Linked DNA regions of Mus musculus: region 2 is linked to region 1. Evidence: chromatin loops called from intact Hi-C (ENCODE). Cell type or tissue: left cerebral cortex. All regions are shown on one strand. Each heading gives the region's core, and the rest is flanking DNA. Links, peaks and the distances in the headings are about the cores only.

Region 1 (11,105 bases), core at 3,825-8,824:
TGTACCACAGTTCTTCATACCTAAATTCCTCCCGGAGAAAGCTGGTCTCCCACGAGTATTGACAGAGAGGCTTGCAGGAGGGACAAGCCACATTCAGAGACAGCAAGACCAGCTAACACCAGAGACAACCAGATGGCGAAAGGCAAGGGCAAGAACAGAAGCAACAGAAACCAAGGCTACTTGTCATCAACAGTTTTGAGTTTTGATAACTCAAGCCTTTTGGACATGCCTGCGGTACCTTCTGGTGAGCAAGAACTCATGTCTCCTTGGTACATAACTAGCAATGGGATCACTGATTCACTAAGCTGACAGAAACATCTCTTTAAAGTTAGTGCAGGGTTTCTACATTTTCATCTTTTTGAGGTCACTAGAACTTAACATTTCAGCCAGCTTCAATGGGAAACACTTGCTATGATTTTATTTGAATTCCCTGTGACTAATGATATTGAACATTTGTGTGTGTGTGTGTGTGTGTGTGTGTGTGTACATGCATGTAGAGGCCAGAGGTCAAGCCTGGGTGTTTTTCTCAGCTGTCTACCTTGGTTTATGAGATAGAGTCTCTTGTGGGATACAGGATGCACTGATTACCATGTGCTGGCTGACTTTCAGACATCACTGATCCTCACTGTCTGCTTCATCTGTGTTGGTATTACAAGTGCATACCACCTCAACTGGCTTTTCTCTGGGCACTGGGGATCTAACTCAGGTCTTCATATTTATGTGGCAAGCACTTTCCCAACTGAGCTGTTCTAGCCCCACTCTGCCCTTATGCAATTATTAAAGTTCTCAAACATATGCACAATGATCTGTATAATGTATATATATATATATATATATATATATATATACACACACACACACACATATATATACGTATATATATATATGTAATATATCACAATAATCACATACACCGACACACACAGATACACAGACACACAAACACAGACACAGACACACAAACACAGACACACACACACACACACAAAAGCATGTGCGCTGGGGATTAACCCAGGATCTGGTGCACATTAAGCAGGCACTCTTGTCACTCTGCCACAGCCCAGCCCCTTCATTCCTACTTCTCATTGGTGTCTTTGAAGTACAACTTTGCCTGGAAGATCATCTGAAGTATCACACGTGAAGACACGTCTGCTCTTTGCATTTGTTTCTGTACCTGCTTTTCATCAGCACAAATTCTTTTTTTTTCTTAGATATTTTCTTTATTTACATTTCAAATGTTATCCCCTTTCCTGGTTTCCCATCTAACAATCGCCTGTCCCATCTCCCTCCCCCTGCCCACCAACCCACCCATTCCTGCTTCCCTGTCCTGGCCTTCCCCTATACTGGGACATCAAACCTTCACAGGACCAAGGGCCTCTCCTCTCATTGATGACTGAGTAGGCCATCCTCTGCTACATATGGGGCTGGAGCCATGGGTCCCTCCATCTGTATTCTTTGGTTGATGCTTTAGTCCCTGGGAGCTCTGGGTGTACTGGCTGGTTCATATTGTTGCTCCTCCTATGGGGCTGCAAACCCCTTCAGCTCCTTGGGTCCTTTCTCTAGCTCCTACACTGGGGACCCTGTGCTCAGTCCAATGGTTGGCTGAGAACATCCATCTCTGTATTTGTCAGACACTGGCAGAGCCTCTCAGGAAACAGCTATATCAGGCTCCAAAGAGCTATACTAGTCAGCATAACTTCTAACTTTTAGGAACTCCTGTCTATAATTACATACTTTTATTTTCCACATTAAAAAAACCCAAAACTTGTCTAGTATAAACTTGAAAGCACACCTTTCTGTTTCGTTTGAGATCTTTCAAGGCTCACTACTTTGCATTTACTCTAAGAAATATCCCAAATTAGTTGCTCTGTGTTGTATGTGATGCAGAGATTATTTTCTTTCTTTCTTTTTTTCAGTTGTCCCATTAACATTTCTTCAATTTTCTTTCCTCATGGAGAATCCATGGTCCTTTGTTGAAAATAAGCTGACCATATTGCTCTACTCTGTTTTCGATTGCTGTCTTGGAATGCTTGAAGCTGGGTAAGTTTATTTTAAATCAAAGTTTATGTATCTTTATTTTAAGTGAGGCCTCTTAGCTTACACTAATTATGGGAGTTGAGAGGCATGGTATCTGTATCAGCTCAGTTGTGGTAAGAGTCCCATGGCAGATGGTGGTAACATCACACTATCAGAAGGAAGACTGCATTTTGAGGGAGGAAGATAGAGAACAGATTATGACTCACTCTTTGAACAACTCACACTTGCAAAAACTCAAAGTCCCATGAAAACAGCCTTAATCCTTTTGGGCATCACTTACAATGACTAAGCTCCTCCCACAAGACCCTACCTTTTAGGTCCATACTATCTCTCAAAACACTAGGGTGAGAGAGGGGTTATGCTACTAATACAGGGAATGCTAGAGGAAAAGCCACACTCCTATGACATCACACAAACATTTATGTGGATCTATTTTTAGACCATTCCTTAATCAACATTTTTTTTTAGTGTTCATTTTTTTTTCTAGGCCAATAACATATGCTTTTGATTATTATAGATTAACTGTAAGTCTTTGGTTTTATTTAAGGCTTGTTTCATCTTTTCTTTGTTTCTGTACCTACTTTTGATTAGCACAACTTCTAACTTTTAGGAACTCCTGTCTGTCTAGTTACCATATTTAAAGTTAGTTAGTTGGTTATATTAAATTGAATCTAAAGGTTTATTTTGGAAAAACAATATTGAGTTTTCCAATCTAGTCATAAGAAATACATCTATCTGCATTACTTAGACCGTGTCTAATTTTTCTCATATTGTTTGTAGTTTGCATTTTATAACTTACATATATCTTTTTAAAAAGGATTTTTGGGTACTTGGTACTTCTTACACAATTGGAAATATCTGTAATTTAATATTGTGTCCATTTGCTGCTGGTATAGAGAGATCAATTGATTTTGGTGTGCAGGCCTTGTTGGTAGACATTGCTGCATTCATTTGTGTGCTCAGCTGCTGTCTGTATACCCCTGAGGGTTTGCCACGTGATCACGTCATCAGTGTATAAAGACGCTTTGGTTCTGCCTTTTTATTTCATTTTGTTTCATTATTACACGGGAGTGAGAATTTCTAGGTCTACAGCTATAAACAGGAATGAATGGTGCTGAAGAGAAACATGGAGATTCCTATCACGTGCCACAACCTGCCAATCATTTCTACGGAGCTGCTCATGTACTCCTCCCACTAGTCCTGTGAATGAGATTCAGGGTTCACTGCTTACCACTAGTGAGGGGCTCAGAGACACTGAAAATCTGATCAGGGTCTCATAGCCAGCACGTGTCGGAGCCTGGAATTCTAAAGCCTAAAAGGGCAAGACAAGAGGAATAAGGCTAACCTATTTACGAGTCGATTTGACAATTCCAAAGAAGAGCAGTTGCTTGGTGCCTTAGAGTTCCCATTGCTCTGACCAAACACCATGACCAAAAGCAATGCTGGAAGAGAAAGGGTTTATTATCTTACAATTCCCTGTCACCGTCCAGCATGAAGGAAGTCAGGGCAGGAACCTGGAGGCAGGAACTGGAACAGAGGCCAGAGATGAATGCTGTTTACTATCTTGCTCTTCATGGCTTGCTCAGCCCGCTTTCTTATATATTCCAGGAACCATCTGCCCAGAGGCGGCACCACCCACAATGGGCTGGCCCACTCATCCACATCAGCCATTAAGAAACTCATCCAGAGGACACGTATGTGGGGCATTTGCTCAATTAAAGATCCCTTTTCCCAAATAACTCTAGCTTGTGTCTTGTGACATAAAATTAGCCAGGATACTTGGATTTGTGCTTTTGAAAGTCTGAGTGCTTATGAGGAAGGGAGAAGGCAGCAGGTGGGTACTCATTTCCCTTCACTATTATAGAATTCTAGAAAACAAGAGCGACTAGGTCAAAGGTGTCTGTAAATACTACTGACCTTCTGACAAACACACTGTATTTACCACAGAAAAAATCCTAATGAAGTGCTTCTGTAGAGTGTGCTCTGATCTGTCTAGAAGCACTTACCATAAACAAAGGATCCATAGACTTTTTGAAAAATATAACCTAAGCACAAATAAATAAATGCGCAGACATCTCTCTTTGGTGAGAGATGCTCCTGGGGGTACTGTATGGAGACGTCCTTTTTAAAATCTGAACAAAGTACATTTAGAAAGGACTAGAAAGTTGTAGCAGTGACTAGATTCTTCTGTCTTAGCACTTACATCCTTCAACTTATAAGTAAACATTGGCTGAAGTCTATCACTCTTATGAGTCTTTGGCACTCCAATCTTTTGGGCTATTCTCATAAACGTGGCTGTGTTATGCTCTCTCTTTCAGAAGCACACCCCCAAGTGTAGAATATGAGATAGGAAAGTGTATGAACGTCTTGAGAAGTGATGCCATTAATCAGGACTAAGGGAATCAGGAGATTAAAAGCCAAGGAGGGAATCTCAGTGGAAGAAGACATTGCCAGTGCTAACACTATTCTATCAGGGCCTCTGAGACAGGTAAGAAGTATTATCAATGCCAACATTGTTCCACCATGGCCTCTGGAGACACATCCATCAGACCCACAGGATGCACTTCTTTAATGGATGGAAGAAGGAGCACATAGCCAGATTTTCTAGCCCCCAAAGTTGAAGGGACACTTCCAGGGACCTTGGCATCCAGCTGTAACCAGCCTAAGCAAGCTTGCAACAAAGTCTACCATTCCTGTAGCTGCTTTGCAGAGGCAAGTCCAGATGATATGGCACCATCCACCATTCCTCAGCAGCTTCACTTCTCGGAGAAATCCCCTTTGCTCTTTGTTTTGCCAATGTGAATTATAATCATTCATCAGAATTTGTTTTGAAATGCCATATCCTGCTAGATGACGTCTCAGATTTCCAGATTAAAAACAAGCACATCTCTTTTCACTTGCTACCGTGTGCTTTTTACTTCTATTACTATTTTTCGATTTTGCCCTCTGATCTACACATCAGTACATGAGCAATTTTATAGGCCATAAAAGGATGGACATTTTGTATTTTTGTAAGTGAGTAACATGCAGTTCTACGCATTTCAGTTTTATCATCTGACAGTCATGTTTTTATTGAATTTAAATAGGATTATAGAATTTGGCATTATCCTAGAGTTTAGAGAAAGCACTAACTTTAACTTCCTCAGAGATATCTGTCCTTAGGGCTCAGTGATTTGTCAAGTTCCCAGTGTTCAAGAATAAGTCGGACAGACTTCTTCAATTTTGGGGAAAGACAATTCAGTCATCAGTACTGGCTTGAGTTAGTTTGTACATGTTAGTTTTCAGTTATGAGTTCACACTAGCTACTGCCAACTAACTGTATCAGAAATATGTCACACTGGGGGATGGAAAGGCTTAAGTCACTAATGTGCTTGCAGGAGGAACACACGACACGACTCTGGATCCACAGAAGGTATGGTCATGTGTCTATAATCCTAGCACAGGTGGGAATAGAAGAGATCAGCATATCTCTGGAGCTTGCTGGTCAGCCAGTCTAGGTTCCACGAGATCTTATCTCAAAATACGTGATAAAAAACTGACTGAGGAAGACATGCACTATCAATCTCTGGCCTCTACACACATGTATACATGTAGATATATACACACATGTACTCATTTGCATATACACAATACACACACAGAAATATTGCATACTTGTTCTTTTTAATCATTTTGAAGCAAGATTTTCTGGCTTCAAATCCTGCTTTACCATGTGTTATTTTAACAACTCTGGGAAATCAGTTAATCTCCATACTTTAATTTCTTCACTTGTAAAAGGTAGATGGTGGTAAGAATTTATAAGAGAGGTGTTGGGACTGCATTAGAGAATATATGAAAGATGCCTGCAGTGGCCAGACAAAGAAAATCTCCCAAGGCCTAACCTTCACTGAGTTGCTTCTCTGTGGGTTATTTAATAAGCTCTGTGGATTGGGGGTTTTAAGTTTTCTAATAATTAAGTTTAAGTGGATCATTCATATCTACAAAGTTCTCTATCAGTAACCAATCCCATCTTCCATAATGAAAAGTGTGAGTCATGGACTGTAAGTCCTTGGATTGTAAATCATGGATTCTTGGATCCGACTGCAATGAATTTATGGTTAAAAAATGAGTGTAGATGTCACCACAGGCTTCCATGTCGGTGTGTTTCCTGTATGTGCCTGAGTGCTATACCTGGTTATCACGGTCATTACACTGATGATTCGGGAGCTTTAATTAATCTAACTGAATTTACTTGGTGAGCTTCCTCTTTTAAAACCCTACCAAGATTATATGTTTGCTCTTCTATTTACTGAGTGCTTCCTCAGTGACAAGCATCAGGCAGATGTATAAAGCATGTGTTCTAACAGGGGAAAGAGTAAGAAATAAAAACAATTATAGAGTGTGTCATCCATCTCCTAACAAGTGCTATGAAAAATAGACAACAGAGAGTGACATGAATGGAAAATATCTGTCAGTTAGTAAGGCATCTTGAAGAAGATGGCACTGGACAGAGCTGAAGGCAGGAATCACACACATACACATCTACAGGAAAGGGCAGTCCAGATAGAGTATTCTATAGAACTGTATGGAAACACAAAGAAAGAGTTGTTTCTCTACCACAGTAGATCTTTCCATGCATCCTGTAGGAGTACCAGGAGAGGTGACTTACTGAGCTGGGAGGCTCACTGGGAAGTAGACAACAGGCTCCGTCCAGCATGAGCATCCCCACCCAGAGGCTAGGGTTCACTCTACACAAAACAGATCTCTTAGACCTAGCCACTGTGGCTCTGACATTGGAGAGAATCTTCATAAGATCTCGTGCCCAGCTAAGGACTAGGCCTCTCAATGTGACAGGAGCTTAGCCACTGTCTGCAAAAATCAATATGCAAACCTTCCTCATCTCATAATCAAGAGTCGTTGGTTTTGGAGGAAAACAAAATCATGTGCTAAGCTTAAATGGTTCTGAAAGCAAGCTGAGTTGCTACTTTAAAAAAAAAAATAAAATTAGTCATTCATGAGAGAAAGAATATAAATGCCTATGTGTGACTACTTCAAAGCTTCATTATGCGAGTAAGCTTTTTTGGGGGCAATTTAGTTGCTGTAAGGAAGGCTGCTTATAAAGCAGCTCTTTACTTGTAATACAGGCTTGATTTCCACCACTTAAAACCTCCTGGGACCTAACAAAAAAAGAGAAAGAAGAAACAGAGGCATTACCCCTCTTGTACCTAAAGATGCATTAAAAAAATACATGTAAGTTAAACCGCTGCGACAACCTCAAGCAAGCACTCATAGCTAAGGGTCAGCGGCACAGTAGGAAAGGTAATGAGACCACGTCGGGGAGATGAATGGGGAGACGACAGAAAACTCAAGCTAATGTGCAATAATATTCCAGTGATCAGCAGGTACATAGCTCTCACAGCTATGGTCATTAGCCACATTCATTCTAACTTAACGGCTAGATTTGCAAACCACTTGAAAAGAGAATTACTTTTCAATTCAATCTTCAGTTCATTTTTATATCATCATCTTTGATTGACAGTTTTTTCACCCTGGCAGGCTCAGTAGGAATTTGAGTGGATGGCAGCCACCTTCCAGGAGGGGTGGAGGTCCTGTCTATTGAGTCACCCTTGCACTTTCCTTCTCTTTGTGTAAGTCTTTGGGGGATGTTGGCTTCGGCCGGCCGGGAGGAGCTTACAGAACTGATGCTGTACTTCAGAAGACTGACTGAATTCCTTTATCAGAATCATTTGTCCTTGAAGCCAAAGTGGTGGTGATGACTATGATTTTTTTCCTTATTATGATCTAAAAATTACTAACTTTAATGCACATTTGAGGCCTAAGCATACAGAAATAGTGAGATTGCAAAATGACATGAGAAAATACATAGTGTCATGTTTAAGTCTGGAGTAATGTGGCTATGGAATGAAATTCCAAGGCAAGTACAAAATGGTTCTGTCTTTATCTGATCCTTCCAATTCTGTACATTTACCAAGAGGACTTTTATTTTGTCAGTTTTCTCTGTATACTTCTCTTGAAGTTTAAACTCACTGAGCACTCTTTGCCCTTTTTAGAAAAGAGAAACAATTCTGCCTTGTGTGCTTTGCTGGAACATGATGTAGCCTTTGTTCCTTCTTTTCTCTTTTTTCTATTTCCATCAGAGGAAGCTAAGGCAAGAATTTAAGGCAGGAGCTTAAGCACAAAGCGTGAGGAATGCTGCTTGTTTGCTCCCAGGCTCCCATTTAGCTACCTTTCTTATACAGACCAGGTTCCCCTGTGCTGATGGTAGAGTCCACAGTGACCTGGGCCCTCCTACACCTCTGCAGTAAAGAAAGTGCCGCCTCCCTTCCCTCCCCCACACCTATAGCACAATCTCATGGAGGCAATTCTTCACCTGAGGTTACTTCTTCCCAAGTATGTCAAGTTGATAGCAAGATAAGGCATGGAAGGAAGCATTTGGTCTTTCACTATCAAGTATGATATACAAAGTCCTTCCTCGATCCTTCCCTTATCTTAATTTTTGGAGTCTTTATCAAGAATATATGTTGGGCTTTGTCACAGTTCATCTGTCTGTTTGAGGTGGTCACAGTACAGACTTCTTTCTTTCTCCCAGTAGGGTTTATCTACCTTCAACATCATGGAGAAAACACACATGGCCACAGAGACAAATGGGATATGAAACCATCAGATACCAGTGAGAACAGGGACAGAGGAAAAACACTGGGAAGAAACACTATGTGTAGAAGTAACAGCTAAAACTCAACCATGTGATTGAAGGGTTAGCAACTCTACATGCAGGAAGCTTGAAAACTCCACATATAATGAGCTAAAAGCAAGCAACACCCAAAAAGCTCATAACCCCACCATGGAGAGCCAGACAAAGCCAGAGACCATACTAGCGGTAGCAGGAGGGAAATAACTCACTCTGCAGAAAGGAGCTGCATGAGGACTAATAGCTGACTTCTCACCAGAAGCCAGTGGCAGCAGAAGTGGGAGGAAGATATTTAAAGAGAAACTCTATCAACCCAGTATTATGAATTAGCCGACCCATCATTTAGAAGTGGAAAAGAAACTAAGATATTCTAATATAAACACAAGTTGTGTGAGTTTGTTGCTAGCAAGCTCACCTTGAACAAATAGTGGAAGCATCTGGGATGGGGTTGGTTGCCGACTTGGGGAGGTTTAGAACCATCAAGGCTGTGAGGCTCAGGGCAGTCTGTGAGGGGCTTTCTATGTTAGGTTAACTGAGGTGGGAAGACTCCCCCTAAATCTGATGGGCACCTCACCAGTTGGGATCACACTCTGACTAGAAAGGGGAGAGGAAGCTGGACTGTAGGCTTCATGTGCTCTGCCTTCTGCCTTTCGACAGTGTGACCCGCTGCCTCCTTGTGCTCCTTTGCAAATCCTCCATCATGAAAGACTGTCCTTCACACTTTGAGCCAAGAGCAACCTTTTTCTTCTCAGGCTGCCTTGATAGGTGTGACCACAGTGAGAACAAGCAAGACAGTAGTCCTTCTGGCTTACACAAAAGGGCAGTGCCCAGGAACTCCCATGCATGCAAACTAGTTACAGCATGTCAGAAAATGGAAAAACATGAAAAGTGTTGCAAATATATTTGCTGTAACTTTCCCCCTCCATGTCTTCCGTAAGAACAGAAGCCGTTGGGTGTGGTGGCTGAGGCCTCATGATGATGAGGTGGGAAGATCCAGACTTGAAGGAGAACTTGGGCTTTACAGTAACTTCCAGGCCAGCCTGGGTCACACAGTGAGACTGCTTCAAAAACAAAAACAAACCAAAACCAAATTTTTCTTACATAGAAAAAAGAAAAGCATAAAACGGTAATTACACGCCCGCGTTTAGGATTACAGAATACAAGGAAGTAATTTGTATAATAATAGCACAAAGGAGGAACAGAGAACAGAATCGGTTTTTATACACCACTGAAATTAAGTTAATACTGCATAAGACTGTCATAAATTGAGATTTTTGTCAATGTAGTCCCCAGGATGTTCAGAGCAAACCCATCCTCCCAATATCTTTTCTTTGGGCAGGGAGGGCGGGGTTAGTTTCTGAAACCTATGTTGCTATTGTTTTAACTGATCTTGTTTGTGGTAGCATCTGAGCACAGTCCTAAGAAACTAAAGACAGCAGGATTCATGTGTTCTGTCTTGATGCAAACATCCCAGAACCTGAGCTTTCTAGCACACAATTCCTTAGAGAAGCTAGAATTGTGTGTAATTTGAGCACTTAAAAAATAGCTGTCTCTGACAGAAAAGCATTCAGGTTCCTGACATTTCTACCACACACTCTCTTACCTTCCAGACATGGTTTGCCACGGACTGCCATGGAACTTAGCCTTTATTTTGGAAAGTAAACTTCCAGCTCTCCAGCTGTTTGTTCATGTGGAGGACCAGAGGTTGTCCTTTCCGTGTCACTGACCATTCTGTTTAAACCTTAAACAACTACTTTCCAAATTTATAATAAAAAAGATATCTGGTGATCAAGTCCACTTTTCGCAAAGCACAAACAGTTACATCCCAAGTTGTCACTATAAAGCACAGCACAGACTCCGATTATTAACGGTTCCCAATTGTCACAAGCTTTAAAAAAACTTGAAAAAGTTTCTACTTCCCAAATGTGGAAATAATGAGTTTCTAACAAAGGGGAAAAAAATCTGTCAGATGTTCTTAAATATCTTGAATATTTACTGTTTAAATATTTTTCTTCCCATTTCTGCTTTCCTGAATATAGCACTATAAGTTGGCAGTCTATACATTCTCTTGTTCTATTTTTACATGATAATCTCACACCTCTTTAAGGGGATGCTATTTCACAAGTACACAAACAGACACACATGGGAGTATTCACTGTAACACTGATATTAACCAGAGGTAAAGCTTAGAGGTCTGCCATATGGATCTAAATAAGCTAACCCATGCCACACTCCAGAAACGTATGACAACTATTAAAAAAGATGAGGCAGTTTACCATGTAGCCACATGGAAAGATTCCCAAGATAGGTGAGGCAAAACCATCGCACTCACCAAGCCAAGTGCTGGAGAGTGAGTGCCAGGATTCTACTGTGGGTATAA
Region 2 (11,105 bases), core at 3,510-8,509, 87 kb before region 1:
GTATCTCCTAAGTTTTTGATCATAGCTCAAATATGACCACCCAGATCATCACTGAAGTACCAGGCATGCTGCCCAGCTCTGCCATACTATTACATGTTTTCTCCTATAAAAGTTGCATAGCTGTTTGTTATTTTCAACAGCTATAAACCATCGCGGGGAGAAGCCTATATCTATCTATATCTATCTATATCTATCTATATCTATCTATATCTATCTATATCTATCTATATCTATCTATATCTATCTATATCTATCTATATCTATCTATATCTATCTATATCTATCTATATCTATCTTTGTCAGTGTTTAACCTCTAGCACTGAGGAGAGTTTCTGACCTTAGGCATGTAGCAGATGTTCTTATCCAGGTGAACCACATAGCAGTGCCCCATCACCTGGAGCTGTCTATTTTAGATGTTCAGCATAGGTGGTAGTGATGTCGGACATGCCAGCAATCCAAATGTGTGTCTCAGAGTGCTAGCCCAGCAGTGGTAACTGCATAGTGATACCAGGATAATTATCAAGATTGATGTCTGGCATCAAGTACATATCCTAGCTGGTGTTATTTCTCTATATTAGACTTCAATAGTAAGACCACACTAAGCAAAGTACAAAATCAACAAAATTAAGAAAAAAAATCCATCGATGACAATTTAATGAAGGTTATAAAGCAAGAAAAAGAAATAAAGGCACAAAGGAGTAAAACCATGTTTTCACAGGGATGTAATCCTATGTATTGAAATCTACAAACAAGCAGACAAGTTCACCAAGGTAGTAAGATATAAACCAGCTGTACTTCTATAATAGAGAAATCAACTTCATAAAATGAAAACGTATTTATGAGTAAATTAGCAAAAGAAGTTAAATTTTGCCTATGAAAATAATGAAGCACCACTGAATGAAAAATGTGAAAGACTGGAAACAGAAAGGTACATTGTTAAGCGTGGAGGCTTAACAGGGATGAAACCGTGATATTCACAAAGTGATCTGGAGCACTGAAGTCAGCCCTGTTAGCCAGCTGTCCCTCATGCACTGCTGTGTTGGATATCATGAACGTAGCAGGAAAGGCTTATGTGGATGGCGATTCTGGAAGGTCTAGCTTAAGACGGGGCACATTCAATGCTTTAGGCCTCTGGTGGGGTGCCAGAGATGCATGGCAGGAGTCATGTGGTAGAGAAGTTTCCCTTACATCGTAAGGCAAGAGAAGCAAGATATGGAAAGAAGAAAAATATGAGACTTGCTTCTCACAATACCATTCAAAGTCTGGTGCCTATGACAGAGGACTTCCAATAGCAGTCCACCCTCCAAAGGTCCAGAGCATAGCCCATTAGCCCTGTCCTGGGCAGCAAGCCTGTAACAGAGGGCTTGTGTTGGCAAACTCCTACCAAGATCTCAACTGCCTTTTATGCCAAAACTGACATTCTCAAACTCATACACAACTTAACATAGGCCACAAAAATAATTCAAGAGTCAGAATTATAAAAGTGACAGAAAAAAACATTCAGTGTAAATACTTGTAGCCTTAGGTCAGGCATTGGCTTTTTAGATATACTACCAAATGCACAGCACCAGAGGAAAATAGCAGGTTCATCAAAATTTAAAATGTCCATGCTTTAAAAGGTGCCATAAGGAAACAAAAAGGCAGCCCAGAGTGGGAGTAAATATTTTAAACCATATATTTGGTAAGCAGGTTTCACTCAAATTCTATTAAGAATTCTTACAAATGAATAATGATAAGATAATCTAATTAAAAGCAGGCAAAGGGCTTGCATAGACACATGTCCCAAAGAGACATAGAAACGGATCATAAGCACTGCAAGCTGTTCAACATCAGGCGTCATTACAAAAATTCAAACCAAAAGCCGTGAGCTCCAACCTCCAGCGACTAGGACGGCTTAACTGTAAGACAGACCGCAAGAAATGCTGACTAGAACACACAGAGATTGGAACCTGCAGACACTGCTTACGGGAATGGAACACAGCATATACTTTGGGACAGTCTGGCAGTTCTTCCAAAGTTATGAGTAGAGTTTCCTATGACTTTGAGATCCTACTTTTAGATATGTATTCAAGAATACTGAAAAAACATGCCCACAGGAAGACTTGGCCATGGATGTTTATAGTGTCCTCATTTGTAACAGCCAAAAATAGAAGCAGTCCAAACTCTAGCTGATAGATGAATAAGGAAATATGGTATAGGATTCTGGTATAGTGTGATGGTTATTCTTGGTTGTCAACTTGACTATATCTGGAACGAACTAAACCCCAAGCAGCTGGATATATCTATGAGGAATTTTCCTTAAGTAAATCATTAAAGTGGGAAGACCCACCTTCAGTTCCAATCTTTTGAACTGGGAAGAGCCACTTTTAATCAGGGCCACTCTGGGTGGCAGCCTAAACAACCCACCGGGAGAGAGAAGCTCTTCTCTCCTTGCTTGCCTTCACTCTAGTGGCAAGGTCATTCCTTCCCTGGCATTAGACCCTGCTTCTTTGGGATTTCAGCATATACTGATGCCATCCAGCATATTCCCCAGCCTGGTGAACTAAAAAGAACTAGATTCTTGGGCTTTCCATTGCTAGATTTCCATTGCCATAATGTGTGTGTGTGTGTGTGTGTGTGTGTGTGTGTGTGTGTGTGTGTGTTCTGTCAGTTCTGTTCCACTAGGGAATCCTTATACAGAATGCATCAAGTGCTATGATGCATATATTCAACAGAAGAAATCAGATCCAGGTCACATATGATGGTTCCATCTGTATGAAATGTCCAGAACAGGAAGAGAGAAGACACGGAGACCAGCGTCGGTCTAGAGCATGGTGAGGGTGGTGGAGATGGCTGCTGGTTGGGACTGTCATCTTTTGGGATGACAGTGGTGATGACTACACCTTGATAATACACTAAAAAACACTGAATCAAACATTTTAAAGAAAGACTTCTGTTGAGTGAAAACACTCTTAATAAAGTAGTTAAATCGAGAGGAGAAGCCATTTCTCTGGGTCTCTTGGTGAGGGGGGTCCTTTGTGGAATAGGCACAGCATCTGAGGAACCTTTCATAGGTTCTTAGCTGCAAGCATCTAGGAACCCACTGAAAAACAATGAATGTGAACTTGTGCTTCGAGTGTATCTTGGAAGAACGCTCTGCTCCTGCTGCAGTCTCACTCCTCAGTGATGCAAGGTTACCTTTGGCCTCCAATAATGGTCTGCCTTATTAATGAAAGATGGTCAGTCACATAAATGGGAACCTTGGATGTCAGTGATTATATGGGTTATCACAGATAAAACTGGATTAGTTTGAGTTTTCAAACCACTTATTTACTTTAAAATTTCAATTATGTGTCAGTAGGTATGTGCACACTGAGGGAGGCTTGGGGAACCCTGCGACTGGAGTTCAACTGAACACTGGTCTTCTGCAATAACCTTCTGCAATAGGTCTTCTTCCTGTGACAGAGTCACTTCTCCAGCCCATCCTCTGAATTTTGACACAGGCCACACTTCTTCGCACGAGTGGTAAGCAACACCTTGGTGACCTTATTCCTCCCCGTGCCACGGCTTTGGAGCCTTTGCTATGTCTGGGTCCTCGGCTGGAAAGTGGAATTGTGACTTAGAAGCTTGCTTTAGGGCAGAAGAAACAGATGAAACCCGGGCTTTGAACTTGGAAAAGTAAAAAAGAAAAAAATCTCCTGAAATAATCCAAAGGGCTTCTGGGAACTGCTCTGCCTCAGGTGCCGCTTGAGTGAGGAGACTGTATTGAGCGAGCATGCCACTAGCTTTCTCTCCATACTTTGGTTCCTCTACTCTTCCTGACACTCCCTGGTACAATGCAGGACCCTGCTGAGAGGTGGTGAACTTTTAAGTCTATTTGTGCTTTTATAAGCTTACTTTTGGGTTCTGATTTTATTTCTGTGAAAAAAAAAAGTACCACTTATGAAGTAAGCTACTTTTTGGATACATAGACTGAGACTGTATTTAACTGTGATAGTGAAGAAGTCAGGGGAAACTAACAGGGATGTTTAGACCATAAAGACTTGCTGAGGCCTGCTTCTGCTGTGGTCATGGGAAGCAGCATTGTAGGATAACCTACAAGGCATTCTATTCATTTCAATTCATTAGTAGAACCAAATAAATAAAAGTACAACAAAGTTAGACAATTAATGTCTTTTGTACTGTTTAAACAATATTTTATAAATTAAAAACATGAAGAGTACTACAGACAACTTTCACCCTAACTTGTCATAAAACAAGTGGTTTGCTTTTTCTGTATGAACACAGATTTCAGTGTTCTGTTTGAGAATTGCTTGAAGAGAGATCCAACGTTAGAAAGAAGTGGCACAGTTATTCTCATGGCATGTTGCACATGGACCGTGATTCTGGAGTTACCAAGAGAATGCCTGCTCAAGTTGTACCTCTAGCAGCTGTTGCCCCTGGACAGTGTAGCCTTCTACATGTGAGTGCCAGCCTCTGGGCAGTGGGCACTATGAAAGTCTTGACTCTTGGAGCCTTTGTGAAAATCAATTGAAAGCTTAGTACAGTGGGATGTGGCATATACAGAAATGCTCAGATATACCAGCCACTTCTACTTTACTGATGACAAAGAGGTAGCTGTCCATGTTTTGTGCTAGGTAGCTCCATATTTCAAAATACTCAGAGCATAAATGAGCCAAAGCTTTGTACTGTAACAAATATAGAACTTTTTTTTTTTTGGACATGATACATAAACATTTTCATGTTTGGAAAAAGTGGCGTATGTGGCTTGTTTTACAGATCTTGTTTATTTTTTAGCTTCTGAGTGTCGTTTATGAGAAAGTGGAGAAAGAAATGTACTAATGCAGAAAGGGAAAAGTTAACCTGATGGCCATGCATGCAGCCACCCACACGAAGGGCCGTGCACGCAGCCACACGACCATTTCTAAGACTTAGCCGAGGACAAGGCTCTACTCTTAACCTTCACTCGTATCATTTATTATTTGTGAAATTGCTGCAGAGACCAGAAGATAAAGAGATTAATGATGCCTTTATGGTTCCTAATGTAGATTATTATTGAAAATCTGTCAATTTAACTGGCAAGCTTTTGGCTCAAAAAATAAGGTCCTCATTTATAATTTGCAGACAATGATCACTCAAATTATAGGAAGTAACTGGGAAATAAAAATAACTATTATGATGAAAACCACATAATTATCTTTCTCATTAAGAGCATGAGGCATTCTATTATTCCTGGGATGTGCAGCATACTCTTTAACAGCTGTTGCAAATGAACTAAAACATCTGAATGGGAAAGAAAATGCATTACTGATCACTCAAACGATGAAAAATAAGTAGCGTTGTAATGGCCCGAGTGCTCCAAAGCACAGCCTAGCAGGAAGTCCCTCCCACAAGAAACCACAACCAAGCCACATGCAGACCCTTCTAGAATCCACTTCAGCTTTCCTCCCTCACTTGTCTTAACAGAGTTCTGCTTGCTGATGGTAGCATGTGATAGGATGGTACGTCCTCTGCTCTGGTGTGGAGATTTGGGGTTTTCTAAGAACACCTTCTTTTCTTTAGGGCTAGAAAAGTATGAGACATGCCAATCCCTTTGTGAAGTTAATCTTGGCAATCAACTCATCTGGACTGAGAGATGCCTAGAGAATTGTGATAGCACACTTTCTAGGTGTGTCTGTAAAGGTGTTTCCTGAAAAGCTTTACATTTTCGTCAGGGACTGAAGGGAAACACCACGCCAAAGGTGAGTCACGTTACCCAACCAGATGTGGTCCTACGGAGCAGCAGTGGTTGTAGGCCTCCAGCCCTGGGCTGGGTTGTGTCACTGGTTCCTCCTGGGCTGGGTTGTGTCACTGGTTCCTCCTGGGCTGGGATGTGTCACTGGTTCCTTCTGGGCTGGGATATGTCACTGGTCCCTCTTGCTCTGAGGCTTCCAGCTGCCTGGTGGGAGCAGCTACTGATTCCTCAACCTATCCAAGCACAGATGGCCACCATGGGCTTTGAAGCCTCTGATTCTGTAAGCTATCTAATAAATTGACTTCATATATACATTAGATGGGTTATTTTCCTCTCCAGAGCCTTGAGCAGCATGTTATTTTAAAAGTTATTTCTATCTGTTTGCCTCACTGAAGGATTCTTGCTTTCTGGAGCTCCTTCTTCCAGGGAGGCCCTTTCTAGGCCCCTGCCCCCATCTGCTTGTCCTGCTCTGTAGTGGGCTAGTGCAAATGTACTGGTACTTGAGACTGGAGAAGCCTGGACACTGTGGTCATCCCATGTTAAGGAATACACTGGAAGTCACTTTGGATAGAAACTTGTGAATAAGATATCAAGTACAAGTTTTGACAAGTCAATACGCTCTATGAATAAGACACTTTTATTTTAATATAAAGAGAAAAGCTTGAACAGCTAAAATAGCTATACAAATTATAAATAGGGACTAATCATTTGCTGAAATGCCTTTCCATACTCTACCAAGATTGGATCAGGCACACTTTTCTACCCCCAAGTAAGTCATCAGAGAACATTTAAAAAAATATCCACATAGTTGCTTTAAAGACTATCTAAAACAAGATCCACAAATTACCGACAGCATCTAAGAATGGTGCGCGTTGTCTACATGCAGAGCTAAGTGTAGGAGGAGAAAAAGTAAAGCTCAAGGCATTTAGCTGATTTAAATGAAGAAATGGTATTCTAAGAAAATGTGGGCTTAGGGGGCGTTTTTGACTGCTGTCAGGCAGTTTTCTTGTTTAGGAACAGTAGATAATAAAGTGTGTTTTATATCGTGTTTTTCTTACATGAATATTTCAATGGAGAGCTTATTGTTTCCAGAGTAGATCAACGTCCTCTTCAATATGATTGCTTGGAAAGCTGGAAGTGAATGCTAGGAGAGTTCACATATATAGTTCTTTGATTTATCCATAGGAAAGAGCTGAGAGAAGATAATTCTATACCTAAAATCAATGCCCATGGAAAAATTAAGTATTAGAAAGGAGCAATATGGTGCAATTTCCATGCTATACAATATTATATATTACATCATAAAAATTTCCTGCTATATTGTAATATCTAAAGAAAGAACTATATCATTGTATGTACTTTATGGTTGATTTTTCTAGTGTGACTCACTAATGTTCATGTACAGTAAGGAAATGAGTGTTAAATAAGCTTGTATCAGGGGACAGATAAAGTCATAGCATATTTAGAAGGCATTAGGTAGTGTCTGAAGACCCATGTCCTGACACCAAATATACATAGCCTCAGCAAACCATGCCTCGACCATCCATACAGTCACACAGAACCAAATTTACAGTTATTACCCAAATTTGGTATCTTAAAACAAAATATTTTTATGTTAATGCTGGATTAAAGGCTGGGATTAAAGGCGTGCGCCACCACTGCCAGGCAGCACAGCTTTTCACTAGGAGTCTGTTGCTGCTTTCTTCACTTCCTTTCTTTGTGATCATGTGTAGAGTCTTATGCTAGGCAATGTGCTTGGCAGGAACATAATGGTAGACTAAGGCTCTGCCATCTGGAGATTTTATTTAGAAGGCAACAAAGAACTATGTGATGTGAAATGGACTATCACAATGACACAGAATGGCAGGCGTGGCACAGTTTATGGAGTGCTGAGACAGTGTAACTGTCCTGCAGGAGAGAGCACATCCTAAGCAGGGACATTTCTGCTCTCCTTTCGGACCTTAGACTACCGAAGCAATGGTCCCCTGGGACCTCATGCTGGAGGGAAAAACTAGGTGCTTCTCTCCCAGAAGGAGATGACAGACAATTCTGACATCTTGTCAGGCCACCTTTAGAGACTGGCTCTGACACTGACGTTGGGCACATCATACTTCCACCAGGACTATGTAGCTATGCGTACCTTTCTCCCTCTATTTAAATCTAAACATCGTGTTAGGGCCCTGAAGATGGGCTTGGGGAAACCACTGGGTCTTTGTACTTGTGCCTTTTCCCAGTGTGGTCACACAGACTGCATCTCCTTTCTATGCTTCTCACCATGACTTATTTGGGCTTCTCTAGGTGTGTAAGTCTGGCTTGTTGAGGTCCTCAGAGCCCAGGCTGTAATCCTAACATGTTCAGTACAGAGGAAAGGGGGCCAATTAGCAGACTCTTGTATTTTGTAGTACATGCAAAGGCGCCAATTTCAAGGAGTTGATGATGGAGAAGCCAGGCTGATTTCAGTGTTGGAATGAGAATGCTAAGAGCAGAGCCTGCCATACCCAACCACTCTGCAAAGCTCTAGCAGGGGCTCCCTGGGCTGCCTTAAGGCCATTTCTTTCTCTGGGAAGAAGGCATGTGGGAAGTAGGTTGGGATTAGCAGACAGCAGTGCTATCAAGCTTGGTCTTAAAGCCTCTGCCAAGAACAGCTTGCTGATCTGCATGACAACTGCACAGGGTCTATTTCTTAGGGACATTTCTTACTGGTACTTATCAGGCCTAATTTGTGTTTATGTAATTTTACAAATAATTAGAAACTTTGATTAGAGTCCCACAGATGGTAAAGAAAGGTTGGCGATACTGTGGCTATTTCTGTACCTGCCACAGTCCCTGGAGGCACTACTGTTCTATGCAAGCCACTCACTGTGTGCCTCTCTTTCCTAACACTGGATGCTGTGAGGATGCTCACATTGCTGAAGAACCTGTCTTAGGACAGAGAACGCGAATGTGTGCCAGCGACACCCGTGCAATGGCCGTCTCCTCAGTTACTGGAGAATGAGCAGTGCTAACACTTCATTTCATAAAGACAGAAAAGGGATCTGCTTAGGCTTGTCCAGAAGGGGAGGGAGACAGGAAAGTGGGCAAGCACCTTCTGGGTTAGTTCTAAGGCAGCCCTGGTGGATTCAGCATAGCCATCCTCAAGGGCACAGATAACCTCCTGTGAAGACTGATACCAACCCAGGGGTGGGCTGCTTCACTTAGAAGGCCCTGCATATGTGAGCTCACTCTGTAAGAAGTCTCTCTCCACCCACAGTGCATCAAGGTGCGGCCTTTTCTTGCTTCCGATTGTTTCCACAGGATCACTTTTCTTTGTGCTTGGCAGAAGCAGAGTTGATAAATATGAAATTGCACATGTGCATGGATCCTGGCATTCAGCTCACATATTTCTTAAGTTGTATCCTGTTTTGGAGATCAGCCAGGAGGAAGATGTATTCCCCAGTGCGGAGATGTCCATGCTAAGGTGCTTCTGGGCTCTTTTAAGTCTATGGAGAGGATAAGTAACTGGAGAATCTGCACAGGAAACCTATAGATCCGCTCCCATTGGCTCCCATTGGCTCCCATTGGCTCCCATTGACTGCCCCAGGATCACTAACACAGTTTATACTAGATTCAGAAACGGAATGAAGATGGTTGAGAGGACAGGTGATATATGAGACTAAGTTTAATTACTATTTACCACGGGCTCAGCTTCTCATTGAGAGACAAGTTCTACAGTCTTCTCTAAGGAGAGGACAGAGAACATCTTGTTCTTCAGCAACGATTCTGCCCCTTTTATAAGGTAGAGATGTTGTTCATTGATCTCACATATGGAATGCATTTGGGTTCAACTTGTTTGAGAATTTCTGTGTTAGCTCTATTCGTTTGTTACACGCATGAGAAGTTAGCTTCCTAAGAATGAACTGAACAGCCCCATTCTCCCTTTGGTTGGTCATGGAACTACTGAAAACCCACACAGCAGTTGAACGAATTTTGTCAGAGGTAGCAAAGAGGTAATTGTCCATTTTTACATTCCAGGCATCTGTTCATCTGCTTCTCAGAAGAACCAATACAAAATGCTTTTGATTTAACTTTATATTTATATTATATTAAAAAAATCTCTTGAACTGCTTGTCTATTGGACACAGAAACATTTGTTTGTTAAGTATTCAGTCATGCCCCAGTACCGGGGACATCAATAGAGTGTGTCTGATAGCTGTAGCACAACATATGTATGCTAGAGAGGATGAGTTTCCCCGGAGCCTGCACTTCCTTTGTTGAGCTACATTTCTTAGAAGGCCATGCAGATGGGCGTTTGGACAATCATTTCTGGATGCACAGAATGGATGGCTCTTGCTGAGCTGTAATTTTGAGAAAGATAATTTTAATGACTCTGGAGGGCCACTGACTTAGAGCAGATGGGACCTAGGTTCTTTGAATCACAACGTTCATGTTGAATGAGTTAGGACAGAACTCATTCTAGCCTTTGCAAAACAGGATGATCATATTTATCTAAAGAAAAGATGTCTATAACATCCCTAACAGTTCTGAGACAAAATGCATCCGGAATATTCCAAGTTCACCTTTAATGGCAAACATGAACTGCAATCTGGCCAGTGGAAGTTTTCATTTTGGCCACTATTTTAAATATGGTAATTGACAACCCCTTTCAGCTAGACAACAAGGTTGGTGAGCAGCTGAGATAGTAGAGAGAATGCTTATGTTGTTGAAGAAAGAGCATAGCTACATAGTCTCAAAAATGAAAACTTAACTTCTTCTTTCATGGTAATAAGATTGGCCATTCCAATGTATCTAAAATGACTTCATAACAACTATTTCCAAACAGTATTTCTACTTCTTGGCTACTTCTAGAAACTCTCAAAGGAATAATATAGCTCTCTGTAGATGATATAGTGTCTTATGCTTCTTTTTACTAGTGTGTACACAAAAGCGAGAGGAAAGCAGGGTGGCCCTCAGCAAGCACCTAACCTTCATCCTGTCTGACATTGGGCTAAGCAAGTTATTTCTGTTACAGGATTGTGATTTTTCTGGGAGGCAGTGACTGTATGGGATAGGAAAGTAGAACTAAATATCCATTGGAGAAGTAATAAGGTTCCTAAAATTGTTCAAAACAAAGCACATTTTCCAACAAGGTAGATTTGATAGCTTTTTTTTTTTTTTTAACTTACAAGACTTTAAAGAGTTCTTACTGAAAGTCTCACCTAAAACCAAACATTGATCTGGAAAGATGTATACAGCTCCTACCAAAAATGGTAGAAATTTGCCTTATAAGCAAGAACTGATTTATGCTTTCTTTCCCTCCTATACAACAATTCACAGTCTAGTAGAAGTGATAAAGAGGACTTTGACTCTTTCAGAAGTGCCTCAGTAGTAATAAAGACATGCTGATGTGAACAGG

What was found. Peaks named below come from ENCODE experiments on the same cell type or tissue, not always from the same donor. Only the 100,000 strongest peaks of a DNase experiment are listed, where the experiment ranks them.
Region 2: a loop joins it to region 1, with 2.3 times the contacts of the local background. A loop is called at or near these places in 2 of 42 quality-filtered maps.

Annotation. Positions count from the first base shown.
Region 1 is chr14:8,583,057-8,594,161 of GRCm38, forward strand. All of the region lies in intron 4 of Cfap20dc (CFAP20 domain containing), which reads right to left. Among named protein-coding and RNA genes, the nearest start is that of Cfap20dc, 78 kb to the right of the region's middle. In left cerebral cortex, for the core only: no CTCF peak of the experiment used is centred there; DNase peaks (open chromatin) are centred at 6,815 and 7,076; H3K27ac peaks cover 184 bases.
Region 2 is chr14:8,496,092-8,507,196 of GRCm38, forward strand. The region is part of intron 12 of Cfap20dc (CFAP20 domain containing); the gene reads right to left. Among named protein-coding and RNA genes, the nearest start is that of Gm46492, 38 kb to the left of the region's middle. In left cerebral cortex, for the core only: no CTCF peak of the experiment used is centred there; DNase peaks (open chromatin) are centred at 6,617, 7,482 and 8,262.